Linked DNA regions of Homo sapiens: region 2 is linked to region 1. The links are chromatin contacts, found by Hi-C or POLR2A ChIA-PET in ENCODE. All regions are on one chromosome and are shown on one strand. Each heading gives the region's core, a stretch centred on a gene start or an enhancer-like site at or near the end of the contact. The rest is flanking DNA. Distances are from core to core; before and after follow the strand shown. Region 1 overlaps LOC105374531 (a long non-coding RNA gene). Region 2 has its middle 50 kb from the start of EML4.

Evidence for each region. A loop is a pair of places that touch in the nucleus more often than their neighbours do. ChIA-PET counts read pairs that join two places held with the same protein, here RNA polymerase II (POLR2A). Pooled maps may share reads with other maps.
Region 2: a map of endothelial cell of hepatic sinusoid shows a loop between it and region 1 (3-fold over the local background). The contact joins two enhancer-like sites. A Hi-C loop is called at or near these places in 2 of 168 maps with a recorded cell type or tissue (CD14-positive monocyte and endothelial cell of hepatic sinusoid), 2 of 37 single-sample maps with no recorded cell type and 2 of 50 pooled maps. POLR2A ChIA-PET finds 5 or more read pairs at or near these places in 7 of 52 experiments (CD4-positive, alpha-beta T cell, HepG2, OCI-LY7 and 3 more).

What each region holds. Positions count from the first base shown.
Region 1 is chr2:42,080,829-42,088,394 of GRCh38, reverse strand. LOC105374531 (a long non-coding RNA gene) reads left to right here. Exons shown (of 2, transcript XR_940001.1): 2 at 4,375-4,921. Among named protein-coding and RNA genes, the nearest start is that of PKDCC, 37 kb to the right of the region's middle. RefSeq lists an enhancer at 1,786-1,845. Within about 2 kb of position 4,219, at least 6 of the 41 ENCODE cell types and tissues checked have a DNase peak (open chromatin) inside an H3K27ac peak, as active enhancers do.
Region 2 is chr2:42,115,296-42,122,861 of GRCh38, reverse strand. No RefSeq gene overlaps it. Among named protein-coding and RNA genes, the nearest start is that of EML4, 50 kb to the left of the region's middle. Within about 2 kb of position 4,526, at least 12 of the 41 ENCODE cell types and tissues checked have a DNase peak (open chromatin) inside an H3K27ac peak, as active enhancers do.

The DNA of each region.
Region 1 (7,566 bases), core at 2,970-5,469:
TACAGGTGCACACCACCATGCCCAGCTAATTTTTGTTTTATGGAATTACAGGTGCGTGCCACCATGCTTGGCTAATTTTTGTATTGTTAGTAGAGACAGGGTTTTGCTATGTTGGCCAGGCTGGTCTCTAACTCCTGACCTCAAGCGATCCGCCCACATTGGCCTTCCAAAGTGCTGGGATTACAGGCATGAGCCACTGTGCCTGGCCCTGGACCCTGTCTTTGTACATTGAGTTTCTATGTAATGATCTGTGACCTAACTTAGTAGGTACTAAAATCTAACTACTATACTTTTTCTAACAGATAGCTGGGTTTCAGCGAGTCACAAGCAGCTGAACTTCAGCCTATCATAGGTTGACAGCTGACCAGACCACGTCCAAATAAAGCAAATGCCTAGCTGTAATTAATCAAGCTATTTTTTTAAGTTACTTCCCTGTTCTAAAGTACTCACTGCCCACATTACAAAGGGAGCTCTCTGAACCTCTTCTGGTTCTGAGTGCTGCCTGATTAATGAATTGTTCTTTGCTAAAATAAGTTCTGTTAAATTTAATTTGTCAAAAGTTTTTCTTTTGACAATAAGTTAAAAAAATGTGTTAGGGGTCTGACTGGGGAGTAACAAGGCAGCTGCCATGCATCTGGGTTTGCTTAGTGAATGCAGTGTTTGTACTCAGCTGGCATGCTTCTATGAGATGGCCTTGGGGCACTGCCACTGTCCCCCACCCAAGTGACATAATGCAAATAAAACATGTTCCATAAAATATAAAGACAATTTAAATATACACTCCATTTATAGAGCAGCTGTGTTCCTGTGAAGCCGTCCTTTCAATGTTCAGTCCTCTTGTTAAGATGTCATATGCATATTGCTAGGTGAGGTAGTGAGGAGGGTGCTGATGCTGCTCCTGCTTTCAGGAGAGGACACAGGATAAGGAGCTCCATGGTGAGAGATGCTCCATTGGAATGTAGACCCCTTTGAGCTGGAGTTTTATTCACTGCTGATTTCCTTGTGGCTAGAAAGATGCCTGGCACACAGTAGGAGCATAACAAATATTTGTTGAATCAGTGAAACTGTAGTGACTCACATTGTAAAGCAATTCATCCTTTTATATTGCAGATTAAATCTCCATTTTCTCTGTTTTGTAAGCTTGATTTCAATGTTGGACTTGAAAAAAGTCTGGGCCCCATTGTCGTGTGAGCCAAGCGGTGTTTGCTTTCAAGGCAAGGACAGAGGAGAGAAAGAGGAGGAAAAAGTTAACTTCTGGGGAATATACTCATCTGCCAATGACAGGATATGATATAGAAACAAGTCTTTTGTCTCCAAAATCTCCATCAGTGCCCACCATCCAGAGCGGGTCAACTGGATTGACCAAAATAAAATCTCGGATGATGAGAAATTTCTCATATGTTAATTGTGGAATCAAAGCTTCATTTGTGGCTCCTGCTCCCACACTGGGCTGCTGCTTTTCAGGATGAGCATTTGGGTTCAAAGTTAGGAAGGAGTGAGGGTGCGCCCATGATGACCTGAGAGCTGACTGGAGGGACTGATGAAGGGGTAGTCCAGCACAGGGCCTGCATGGTCTCTGTTTTCTGAACTCTTGCTGCCTGACTTCCCGAGGCAGTGGGAGAAGATGGGACTGATTTCTGTGCAGCTGGGGCTGAAGGCTGGCTGACGGTCACCGGGCGGGTAGTCAGTGGAGGCTGCTAGAACTGGAGCAGAAGGAACTTTCTCTCAGTGTATTTCTCCAATTTGGCACCAGATGGCAACACCTCCCTTCAAATGAAACCAAAGTCTCCAGATTCAATAACAAAACCGTTACTTATTCTGAGGACATTGAGCAACCCTGCAGGATTTGGGTCTGGATTTGGGGAGGGGGCTTGACCACCTTGATGATCATGGAGCTAAGCTAGTTCTAGATCCTGTCTCCATCCATTCTTTCCATGAGTGATTATTGATTGAGAGCTTCCTATGTGCCCAGTCCTGGGCTGTGTGTTGGGGCGGGGAGGAGAATGGGGTACAGTAGTGAGCAACACCCATGCCTCCCTCCATGGCAACAGCCCCGACAGCTTTTACAGCCTAGTAAAGGAGATAGACATTAAGCAAATAAGTACAAAACAATGGACTCATTTCAATTGTGGGAAGTGTAATAGATGATAAATATGATACTATGAGACCATATCAACAGGAAGAATCTGATCTCATCTGAGCTGTCAGGAAAGGCTGCTCTGTCAATGGATTATCCTATCGACCCCCACCCCACACATACTTTGTTATATCTACCAACACACTCCCATTATATTCCCATTTTACGGCTGCTGGACCAACCCCAAAACATCCCATTATATCCCCAACAGGCAATCCCATCATAGCCTCCACTGCAGGTCTTAATTAAAGACCACATGCCGTCCTTCACACCTCATTCCTGGAACTTTTAACAAATGCCTTTACGATCCTTTCCCAATCTCCTCTGCAATCCCTGTTGCAAATCCCATGGCTCGCCCCATTGGAATATCCCACTGCAAACTCTCACAGAACCCTGGTCTTATTCACCTTTGCATTCCCTGTGCCTCCCACTGTACGTGACAGGTCATATGTTCTTGAAAATACTTGGCAAACCAATGACAGGACCTGTCAATACCCCAGCTCACATACTCTATCTCAGGCCTGTCATGGCTCCTATGGCACAGCCAAGGTCACAGCCCCCACACTGGAAAGGGTCAGGTCTCTGCTGCCCTTTTTCCTGTAGGAAATTCCTGAGAAGAAGATTGTGTACCTCTGGATCCTCCCTTCCCCTCATTGATCTCCATCAGCCTAGATAGGCTCCCAGAAGCTAGGTCCTGCCTGGGCAGTGGCCCGTCCTGAGGTCTGACTTGGTCCATGTCACCCCCATCCCAGAATCAGTGGAACACTCTTTGTGACCTCCTTGGAGTGTACCAGGCTCCTGATTATGGGCCTGCCAATGGGGCCTTTAGTAAGCAGCTTCCCCTCTCTCCTTCTCTGAAGGGCCAGAGAACTCAGAAGAAGACATCCTAGGGCAGGAAGAGACTGCAAGGGCATCATCTAATTCTTTTTTTGTTTGTTTGTTTTTTTAGACAGAGTCTCACTCTGTCACACAGGCTGCAGTGCAGTGATGCAATCTCAGCTCACTGCAACCTCTGTTTCCTGGGTTCAAGAGAATTCTCGAGCCTCAGCCTATCGAGTAGCTGGGATTACAGGTGCCTGCCACCATGCCTGGCTCATTTTTGTATTTTTAGTAGAGACGAGGTTTCACCATGTTGGCCAGGCTAGTCTCAAACTCCTAACCTCAAGCGATCTGCCTGCCTTGGCCTCCCTAAGTGGGAATTCATCTAATTCAACAACCCTCCTCCTTATTCTTCTTCCCCATCTTCTTCCCCTGCCTGCTCCTGTTTATCTGGTCTTTCTTTGGGGCATATAAAAGCACAGCCACCTCACTTAGCAGGCAAGGGCTGAAAGGAAGCACAAAGACCAAGTCTAACTCCTTCATCTAACAAGGGAGGAAACCAAGGCCCAGAGAGTGGAAGTCACTTGCCCACACCCAACAGTGGTCAGGGCAGAGCCAGATCTCCCCACGGTGCTCCATGCAGTGTTCTTTCAGAGGCTGCCCCTTCCACATCCTCTTGTTCATATTAGCCAAGCAATGCTACTTCCATCAGGAAGGCACGTCCAATGCGAACCATTCCAGAGACTGCATTTCAAAGATTGATAGACATGGCTTTCGCATTATCTGCTGTTTCGGATTAGCTATGCCGTGGCTTCATTCTTTGGGGCTGATATTGGGGGTGGGAGGGGTGGAGAGTGGGGGAGGGGAGCCAATTCTGAGTCACTCTCTATGCCCTGGGCTCCAGCCTGCAAGACTGGGCCTGAGAAGGACAGGGTGATCCATCCTATATTTTCAGTCCGTCAGGAGATTTCATTGTTTAAACAAACATTTCAGCGAGGCCATCCAGCTGGGCAGTGATTTATGGCTCTGGCTACAGTTTTTCCCCAACAAAGATAAACAATCCTGCAACTCTTGGGACTCAGGCTGGGACTCATGGTTCTAACAACTTGGAGTCAGCTGGACCACACCAGCCATCGCCTGGTCTGGGGTTTGGTTAGGATCTGTTCACACTGGTCCTGTGGCTGAGCCACAAACCTTGGGGGACCATGTTGTGTTTGGAAGCTAGAAGCATTGCCTCCAGGGCAGAGGAGAGCAGCAGGAAGGAGCAAAATAGCTCAGAGTTGGTGCTTCAGGCCCATCTCCGTCTTTCAGGAGAGCAGCAATGTTCTCCATTTTGTGCGGTAGATATTTGGTGTTTTTGGTTAACAAGCATCTGTTCTTCCTTCTTTTGCTAACATTACATCAATTTCCTTTTGTAGAATTATTCCGGGTTGCACACTGCACCCATGTGCTTACAGAGTCTACTCAACTCTTGGATCTGGGCTCAGGCCTGACCAATCAGAACAGTACATTCCTGTGATCTTAGTAAAGGTTGGATATCTAACCCAATAAAAGCTTGCAAAAGGCGGAAAAACCTTTGCTGGAGCTGCTGGGAGAGAGGGAAATGCTCTTTCTCGCTGGACTGGAATTGGGGATGATGTGGAAGGATGAATGACTGCTAGAGCTGTTGCTGCCATCTGCCTGCATGGGAGAGCATGTCTGACAACAAAACCAATACCAATACACAGGAAGTGAAGCCAAAGGCTGGAGAGAGACCAGCTCCAGGTGACAACATTGGAGCCCCAGAATCCGCCCAAATCTTCTTTTATTTAAGGATTGGGTATTCTTTCACTTGCAACTGAAAGAAGGGTAACCAATATCCACTGTCTGACATAGCAGAAGAAACTGGCTCAGTAGGCATCTCCTGCAGCCTCCAGCCCAGCTGTCTGGATGTGATGGTTTAGTAAAAGAACAGTAACTCCCTCATATTCCCCTCTCCCATTTGATCTGATGGCCTGTGTCTACTATACTTCACCAAAAGGATATGGTGCTGTGACAGATGCAGAGGTAACTGAAACACAGCTCACATTTTTCATGGAGTTCTTGTAAGCAGGGGGGACACACCATAGCCTATTATTTAAGGCAGATTGAGATGCATGTCTTGGGAAAAGAACAAACAAGGTTTTTTTGAAGATGCAAGGAAAGAAGAGCTCATATCTGATTGGTGGGGACCAGTGGATGCTTCATGGAAAAGGGCTATTTGGGATGAGTCTTCAACGATGAGAATTTTAATGGGCAGACATGGGCAGGAGCCTTTGCAGGTAGATGAAATAGTGTGATGAAGGTCAGGGAGGTGGGAAAGATGAAGTGAACATTGAAAAGTAGAGTTGGACTGGAAGACAGGGGACATTTAGGGGAATCACCAGCCTGCAAAGTAAGTTGGTGTCATCTAGGAAGATGCCTCTAATGAGAAGCTTGTTCTTAGTCCAGTAGGTGATGGGGAGTTATTGAACATTCTTGAGCAGGGAAGTGGCCTCATTGGTGCTACTCTTGAGGGGCCTGAGATGGAGGTGGGGAGAGATCCAGTGTGGAAAAACCACTGAGGTGGGATTGGGAGGTAACCTTGACTCATCCACAGGATGGGGAGAAAGCCAGGGAAGGAAAGGCAGGGAGTGAAAACAGGAAGTAGTTCTGGTTTCTCTTCATTCATACCTCAAGAAGTGAGGTTTCTAAAGCACAAAGTTCAAAAGTCACAAAAGGAAAGTTTGATATATTTAATTACATAAGAATTAAAAATTTCTACATGGCAAAGTGCTTTAAATGAAGTGAAAAGACAAGGACAGATTGGGGAAAACATTTGCTACACAAATGACAGAGGATTAATTTCCTAAATACATAAAGAGCTTTTATACTGCAGAAAGAAAAAATAACAGCTAATGGAAAAATGGTCAAAGGATATGAATAGACAGTTCACAGGAAAAAATGCAAATGGTCATTAAACATATGAAAAAAATAATAACTTATATAGAGCTTTATGTTTGTTTATACATTTAATTTTCACAATAACTATATGAAAAATGTTATTCTTCTGATATCTTTTTACTGATAAGGAACCAAAACCATAGAGAAGTTAAGTGCATTGCCCACAGTCACTCAACTAATAAGCAGTTGGGTAGGGATTTGAGCCCAGGGACCAGTTTGTTCTCTCAAGCACTTCCTGTTCACACTCATCTATTCTACAAGACATCCAGGACAGGTGTGGTGACTCGTGCCTGTAATCCCAGCACTTTGGGAGGCAAGGATTGCTTGAGGCCAGTAGTTCAAGACTAGCTTGAGCAACATAGGGAGATCTTGTCTCTACAAAAAATAAAAAAAATTAGCTGGGTGTGGTGGTGCACGCCTGTAGTACCAGCTACTTAGGAAGCTGAAGCTGCAGTGAGCAGTGATTGCGCTGCTGAACTCCAGCATCAGTGACAAAATGAAACTCTGACTCAAACATAAATCCAAAACAAAACAAAAATCCCAAAGAAAGAAAGAAAAGGATTAAAACTACACCAAAACACCATTCTTTATAAAAATCACATTGGCAAAAAGCAAAATGTTTGGTGGAAGGTTGATAAAACTGTTGAGGAAACCAAGACTCACATATTGTTGGTACAAGTGAACTGGAACACCATTTTGTAGGGCAATTTGGCAATATTTATCAAGATTTTATTTTATTTATTCTAAGAGACGGGGTTTTGCTCTGTTGCCCAGGCTGGAGTCCTGTGGTATGATCATATCTCACTGAATCCTCTAACTCCTGGGATGTCTCGCTATGTTGCCCAGGCTGGTCAAGATTTTAAATACAAATTTGCTTTAACCTAGAAATTTCATTTCTAACATTTTTATAACAGACGTACAAAAATATCTATATTTCTAACAGATATATTTATTGTAGCATGTTTGTAATAGCAAAAGACTAGAAACAAGCTAAGTGTCCATCACTAGGGGACCTGATGTATAGATTACAGTTCCTAAAGCTGATAGGAAGAATAAGGCTGATCTGTATGTATGCTATGAGCAACCTCTAAGATATATTGTTAGGTGAAAAAGGCAAGGAGGGAGGCTTGGCGCAGTGGCTCACGCCTGTAATCCCAGCTCTTTGGGAGGCCGAGGTGGGTGAATCATTTGAGGTCAGGAGTTTGAGACCAGTCTGACCAACATGGTGAAACCCCATCTCCACTAAAAATACAAAAATTAACTGGGTATGTTGGCACATGCCTGTAGTCCCAGTTACTTGGGAGGCTGATGTGGGAGAATCGCTTGAACCTGGGAGGTGGAGGTTGCAGTGAGCCGAGATTATACCATTGCACTCCAGTCTGGGCAACAGAGCAAGATTGTCTCAAAAAAAAAAAAAAAAAAAGCAAGGAGGGGAACAGGGTGTGGAGTGTACCCCACCTCAGCCTCTCCATATATGCTGGCAAGGGGACAGTGTCTGCCTCTGGAGAACAGAGTCAGATGCTTAGGTTAGGAGCCAGAGGGAACTACTAGTTTTTTGACTGTATATGCTTTGTTATTGTTGAATTTTTTTAAAACATATTCAAGAATTACCTTTTCAAAAATAAAAATGTATAGTAAGATAGTAAGAT
Region 2 (7,566 bases), core at 3,277-5,776, 34 kb before region 1:
GGCTCACACCTGTAATCCCAGCACTTTGGGAGGCTGAGGTGGGCAGATTACCTGAGGTCAGGAGTTCGAGACCAGCCTGGCCAACATGGTGAAACCCCATCTCTACTAAAAATACAAAAAATTAGCCGGGTGTGGTGGCGTGTGCCTGTAGTCCAAGCTACTGGGGAGGCTGAGGCAGGAGAATCGCTTGAACCCAGGAGGCAAAGGTTGCAGTGAGCCAAGATCATGCCACTGCACTTCTGCCTGGGTGAGACTCTGTCTCAAAAAAAAAAAGCATTGTACGCTGGGCATGGTGGCTCACACCTGTAATCCCGGCACTTTGGGAGGCCAAGGCAGGCAGATCACCTGAGGTCAGGAGTTCAAGACCAGCCTGACCAACATGGTGAAACCCTGTCTCTACTAAAAATACAAAATTAGCTAGGTGTGGTGGTGTGTGTCTGTAATCCCAGCTACTCGGGAGGCTGAGGCAGGAGAATCGCTTGAACCCGGGAGGCAGAGGTTGCAACGAGCTGAGATCGTGACATTGTACTCCAGCCCAGGCAACAAGAACAAAACACCGTCTCAAAAATAAAAAAATTTAAAAAATAAAAATAAAAAGCATTATAAGGAAATATTTACTGGTGCCTACAATACTGATATTACTCTGATCTCTGATATCAAACCCAGACAAATATATAACAAGAAAGCAAAACTGCAGACTAATATCCTTCATGAGTATAAATGCAAAAATTTTTAGGAAAATATAGCAAATAGAATATAACAATATATAAAAGGATAGTACATTATAGCCATAGCCCAGGAATGCAAGGTTAGTTTAATATTTGAAAGTCACTCAGTGATTCACCACAGTAACAGGCCGAAAAGGAAAACCATATGAATATCTCAATAGATGCAGAAAAAGAATCTGACAAAATCCAAGATCTCTTTCTTTCTTTCTTTCTTTCTTTCTTTCTTTCTTTCTTTCTTTCTTTCTTTCTTTCTTTCTTTCTTTCTCTCTCTCTCTCTCTCTCTCTCTCTCTTTCTTTCTTTTGGTCTTTCTGTCTTTCTTTCCTTCTCTCTTTCCTTCTCTCTCTCTCTCTTTTTTTTTTTCTCATTCTGTTGCCCAGGCTGGAGTGCAGTGGTGTAGTCTTGGCTCACTGCAACCTCTGCCTCCCAGGTTCAAGCAATTCTCCTGTATCGGCCTCCCAAATAACTGGGACTACAGGCATGCACCACTACTCCCAGCTAATTTTTGTATTTTTAGTACAGACAGGGTTTTACCATGTTGTCCAGGCTGGTCTCGAACTCCTGACTTCAGGTAATCTTCCCACCCTGGCCTCCCAAAGTGCTGGGATTACAGGTGTGAGTCACTGTGACTGGCCTCATTTCTGATTTTAAATAAAGCAACTCTCAGTAAAGTAGGAAACTTCTTTAATTTGAGAAAGGGCATCTATGAAAAACCTAAAGCTAACATCATACTTAATGGGAAAGACTGAATGCTTTTCCTTTAAGACCATGAACAAAGAAAGGCTATCCACTGTCACTATATTTATTCAGCATTGTACTGGTTGTAGCCAGTGCAATAAGTCAAGAAAAAAATATAAAATGAATTAAGATTGGAGCAGAAGAAGCAAAACTGTTTTTATTCTCAGATAACATGACTCTCTATGTAGAAAATTTGATGGACTCTACAAAAAAGCTACAGAACTAATAAATGAGTTTAACAAGCCTGCAGGATAAAAGATCAATATAAAAAATCAACTGTTTCTAAATGGTTTCAATAAATACTTGGAAATTAAAATTATATAAATAATAACACTTATGATAGTACAAAATAATTAAATATTTAGATAAAAACCTTACAAAAGAGCTGTAAGATCTGTAAACTAAGAAAACGTTGCTGAGAAAAATGAAAAAAGACTTTGTGCTCATGGATTGAAAGACTCAATATTGTTAAGATGTCAGTTTTCCCCTAATAGATCTGTAGATTCAATGCAATCCTCATCAAAATTCCAGTAGGCTTTCCCCTCTCAGAAACTGGCAAACTTATTCTAAAATTCAAGCTTAATCTAGAATTCATATTTTTCTTAGAAAAAGAATAAAGTTAGATTTCAAGACTTGCAATAAAGCTACAGTAATCAAGACAATTTTTATTTGTCTTGACAAATACCCAGACAAATTATATTTGTCTTAATACAAATACCCAATTTGATATTTGTATTGAGATAGAAAAATAGATCAATGTAACAGAATAGAGAATCCAGAATAGACCCACAAATATATGGTCAATTGTCAATTGACTTTCAACAAAAGTGCAAAGACACTTCAGTAGATAAAGATCAGTCTTTTCAATAAATGGTGCTAGAACTATTGGATATTCATAGATTATAGACAAAAAACTAAACATCATTCTAAACTTTGCATTATATACAAAAATTAACTCAAAATAGACTTAAATATAAAATCTAAACGTATAAAAATTTTGGAAGCAAACAGGAGAAAATCTCTGTGACCTTGGGTTAGGTAAAGATTTCTCAGATCACCAAACGCACCATCCATGCAAGAAAATTAATACGCTGGGCATGGTGGCTCACGCCTGTAATCCCAGCACTTTGGGAGGCTGAGGCGGGTGGATCACCTGAGGTCAGGAGTTTGAGAGCAGCCTGGCCAACATGGTGAAACCCCATCTCTACTAAAAATACAAAAATTAGCCAGGCGTGGTGGTGTGCGCCTGTAGTCCCAGCTACTCGGGAGGCTGAGGCAGGAGAATGGCGTGAACCCGGGAGGCGGAGCTTGGAGTGAGCCGAGATCGCGCCACTGCACTCCAGCCTGGGCGACAGAGCGAGACTCCGTCTCAAAAAAAAAAAAAAAAAAAAAAAGAAAAAAGAAAACTAATAAATTGCATTGCATCAAATTAAGAATTTCTGTTCTTGAAAGGCATTGTTAAGGAAATAAAAAGATTAGGAGAAAGGATTTGCCAATCATATATCTTACCAAGGAGTTGTTTGCAGTATATATAGACTCTTAAAACTCAACAGTTAAGAAAAAGCAAAACAAAACCCTGGTTAAAATATAAGCAGAAGGCATGAAAGATTCGTCACCAGAGAAGATACAAGGATGGCAAATATGCCCATGAAAGATTTTTTCAACCTCAGTAGTTATTAGGGAAATTTAAATTAGTACTGTAATGGAATACCATTACACAGCTATTAGAACGGTTAAAATAAAAAAAAAAACTGAGAATATCAACTGCTAGGAAGTATGTGGAGTAACTAGAACTCTTACACATTTCTGGTAGGTAAGCAAAATGGTACAACCACTTTGGAAACATTTTGGTAGTTTCTTTTCAAGTTAAACATACACTTACCATACCCACTTCTAGGTATTTACCTTGAAAAATGGAAACATACATGCTTATATCTGTACATGACTGTTTATAGCAGTTTATACTGCTTATTTTCAATTGCCCCAAATGAGAAACAACCCAAGTATCCTTTAGTTGTGAATGGTTAGACAACATGTGGTACATCCACACAATGGGATACTACTTACCGATAAAAAGAATAAACTATTAACACATGCAAACACGGATGACTCTCAGAACAATTACACCGAGTGAAAGAAACCAGCTCCCCCTGCCCTCTCCCTGCAAAACATGCACACCATATGGTTTCACTTATTTAAGCTTCTAGAAAATACAAATTAATCCATAGTGATAGAAAGCAGATCAGTGGTTGCAGAAAGAAGGGTGGGACAACAAAGGGGCACGAAAATTTGGGGGGTGAATAGCTTGATTGTGGTGATGGTTTCACAAGAATATAACATGTCAAAACTCATCCAATTGTATACTGAAATATGTTTGTCTTATTATTTGTCAGTTATACCTCAAGAAAGCTCTTTTTTTTTCAAAGTCCAGGTGATTCTAATAGGCAGCTGAATTTGAGGACCACTGAAACACACATACGTAACTCTCCTAAGTCCATCAGGTTTTGGCTTACTGCCACAGAGTTTTCTATTGTTCGGATTCCAGTCTTGTTACAAATATGAAACTTACAGGATAACTACAGAATGACCATACATAAAAATCATCAGATAATTTCACTTCAGAAATTCCAGGGCCTTCACTTTAAGCCATAGGGAAGCCCTAGATAAAAATTACTAATTTGAAATGAAATACAGCAAGAGACTCAAGCCTCTAAGCTTCCAGGGCTATAAATCATCTACAGTGCAGAGATGATTTTGGATCTGATAATTTGGTAAATTGCTTCTCTCATCCCTCATAGACTCAGCTTCTACACTTCCCTTATTTTGTCAGAGTTTTTTACTAGAACTCACTCCATTTTTTGCTTCTCTTTACTTTGACCTAACCTGTAGGGCTTCCAAAAATAGGTACTTGAGTGTATTGAAGAAGTTACTAACTTTGTTAAGTTATGCAAGACTTCCCTAAATAAGTATTATTTCCTCTTTCCTCTCAGTGACTCACACAGTACACTCTATAAAGGATTTGAAAGTGGCTGAAGGAAACTAGTTTGTCCCTTGTGCCCAGTTTTGCTCAGAAGCAGGAGAAAGACCTAGGGTGGCATATTTTAACCTTGAATATGTGTGTGACTCACCCAAGAATCCTGTAAAAATGCAGATTTGGTGTCAGCAAGAGTGGAGTAGACTCAAGCTTCTGCTTGAGTTTCTCCCCAGTGATGCTGATGCTGCTAGTTGGGTCACAAGACACATGACCTTTCAAAGTCCTTTCATCCCTGGGACACTGCAAAACAATAATGACCCTAATGGGGAGGAAGTCATTCAAGTCAAAGAGAGGAGCACTGCGTTACTACTGCCTTGATTACACTCTCCAAGTGTTGAACCTCCTGCCTTATGTAAATGTTTATACATCTGGTAAGGGTAAAGATTCACTTGCTGTGAATAGCTCAGGATGTTTAAAAAGTGTTGGTTGGATTTTTCTTACCTTTTTCTGGAAATAATTTGCAATAGATAAGATGGTTTTTCTAGGTTATATTTAGTTAACCCAACTTAAGCCACTTTATAACTGCTGCATCTAGCCACTTCTTGTGTGTATGCTTACTTTATTTTCAAAAATATGTAATGTCAAGGTATGAAATACCAATGTTTCATATACTATTTAGCTGAGGTTTTCAGTTCTTATGACAAATGGGCTGATTTCTCTCCTAGATCCTGAGGGGATTATATTGTATGTCCTGATTTTTCCTCTTTTTGAGGCAAAGATAGCACTAGTCATAGCAGCAGTTGCTTCTAATGATTTAGAGTTATAGTAAAATCTGTTGGAACGAATTGAAGGACAGTATTGTGGCATGGTTATGAATCTTCCTGGGGAAGCTGGCTGCAGCCTTTGGGTGGGTCTTTCTCACCCACTACTTCCCCCCCGCTCTGCTTTGTAAATCAAACTGCATGGTTTTTTTCCAAAGCAAATTCCTGATTTTTGGAAAGGAATCAAATAGTTTAGTTTTGCCTAAAACTGACACATTTAAACACATTTCAAATATATGTGAATTTGTAATTTAAACAAAACAAACTCGATGTGCTTTAAAGAGGCCAATCTATATTTTCAGAAAACTCTTATTATCGGTAATTTTCCATCTCAGTTTACCTTGATATTTAAATCAGTTCATCATGATTTTCAGTGAAAATAACTGAGAAAAAGGCATCCATAAAGGCTAAGAGTAAATCCATATTCATAGCTCTGTATTCCTCATCCAAGATTCCTTATTAAGTGATTACAGGAGCAGTTTTCTGTCTTTCAAGTCCATTTCTGCAGAAGAATTTGAATCACCACTGGAATGAATGTGGTAACGGGAGTAGTTCTGTCAACAATATGTGACACAAGGAAGGGAGTGCAGAAACTGGGCTGTCTGGACTACGGTTTTGGATGAGGTTTGGGATTTTTGTTGTTGCCAGAAAACTCAAAAGTTCAAAGAGAGTAGAAAAGCATATTGATTAGCTCTGGACTGGTCAAAGACTAGATTTATATCTGAGCTTAACTAATGTTTTACACATGGTCTCCTTTGTATTTTAAAATTTTTGTACCCCTGGTTAGTTAAAGGCAAGGACCAGCTGAAAGCAATTCCTCTTCTTGTCTTCTCTCCTCCAAATCAAGGCCATTTAGTTGGTAGGTAGATATTAAATCTCTAGGAACAAAGAGGAATGTTACTGGCCCAAATGTCCCATGATCCCTGAAGTTCATGTTGGTGCCAGAAGAGCTTCATGGCTTATTTTTCTCCCTAAATCTTCTACTCCAGAGGCCACATTTGCAGGGATATCTGGAGAACTGAGATGAACACTTGCCTCTCTGCCAATTCATCTTTCTTTTGGCCAGTTTATCAAGGATATTTGGATCTGCTGATGCACATTTCAGCCCCATCAGTTAATTTTCATTACAAAATTATGTTGCTAACATTATCAAGAGCATTGTGCCAAGCACTTTACACATATTACCTTATTTATTCCTCGTGATACCCATATTACAGGTGAGGAAACTGAGGCTCAGGCAGGTCACGTAACTTGCCCAAGTCCTCAAGGCCAGGATCCAAAATACAGACAGTTTAACCTCGAGCATGTGCTCTTAACCACTATAGTATTCTGCTTCCCTTATCCATAGATTCTTTCAGGACTTGGGAACTAAAGGAGTTTGGGAAAGAGACAAGGACATGGACTTTCTAATAAACTTCCTTTAAAGCTTCATTAGTTATACATCCATTCAACAATAATCCACTCCTCTTCAACTCTTCTAGAAGCTTACTTTCAATTTAAAGTCACAGTATCACTTTACAGCAGACCCCTCTGCCTGGTAAGCGGCTCCCCCACTAATTCACACGGTAAGTCCCTATAGACATGTTTATCTTCTAAAATCTATCCCACTGGTCATAACTCAATGAGTCCCAAGCTGGGTGAACAAGATTCTTTCTATTAGAAATCTCAAATTGGGAAAGAGAGGTGCAGAGGTCGTTTCTGATATGGCTAGAAATGTAAGATGTAAACTCAGTGTAACACGCAAACTCAGTAACTATAGAGAAGGTGGAGTGCGATGGCTCACACCTGTAATCCCAGCACTTTTTGAGGCTGAAACGGGAGGACTGCTTGAGCCTAGGAGTTTGAGACCAGCCTGGACAACATAGTGAGACCCCATCTCTGAAAAAAAAATTTTTTTTAATTAGCTGAGCACTGTGGCTTGCACCTGTGGTCCCAGCTATTCAGGAGGCTGAGGTGGGAGGGTCACTTGAGCCCAGGAGATTGAGGCTGCAGTAATTAAGCCACTGCACTCCAGCCTGGGTGACAGAGGGAGACCGTGTCTCCAAAAGCAAACAAACAAACATAAAAAAACCAAAAAACAAAAAAAAAAAAAAAAAGAGAGAGGAGGGAGGTAGGGGGTAGAGAGGAAAGAAAAGAGGAGAAAGATAGTGTATGTAGTAGACACACAGAGAAGCTGAGATCAGATGGGGAACTTTTTGTTGATTTCCAGTACCTAGATGCAGTTCTTTGTGACACATCCCTATTTCCCTAAAAATGGTCTTTTTGCTTTAGCTGGTCCAAGTTGATTTCTGTGCCTTACAATCAAAC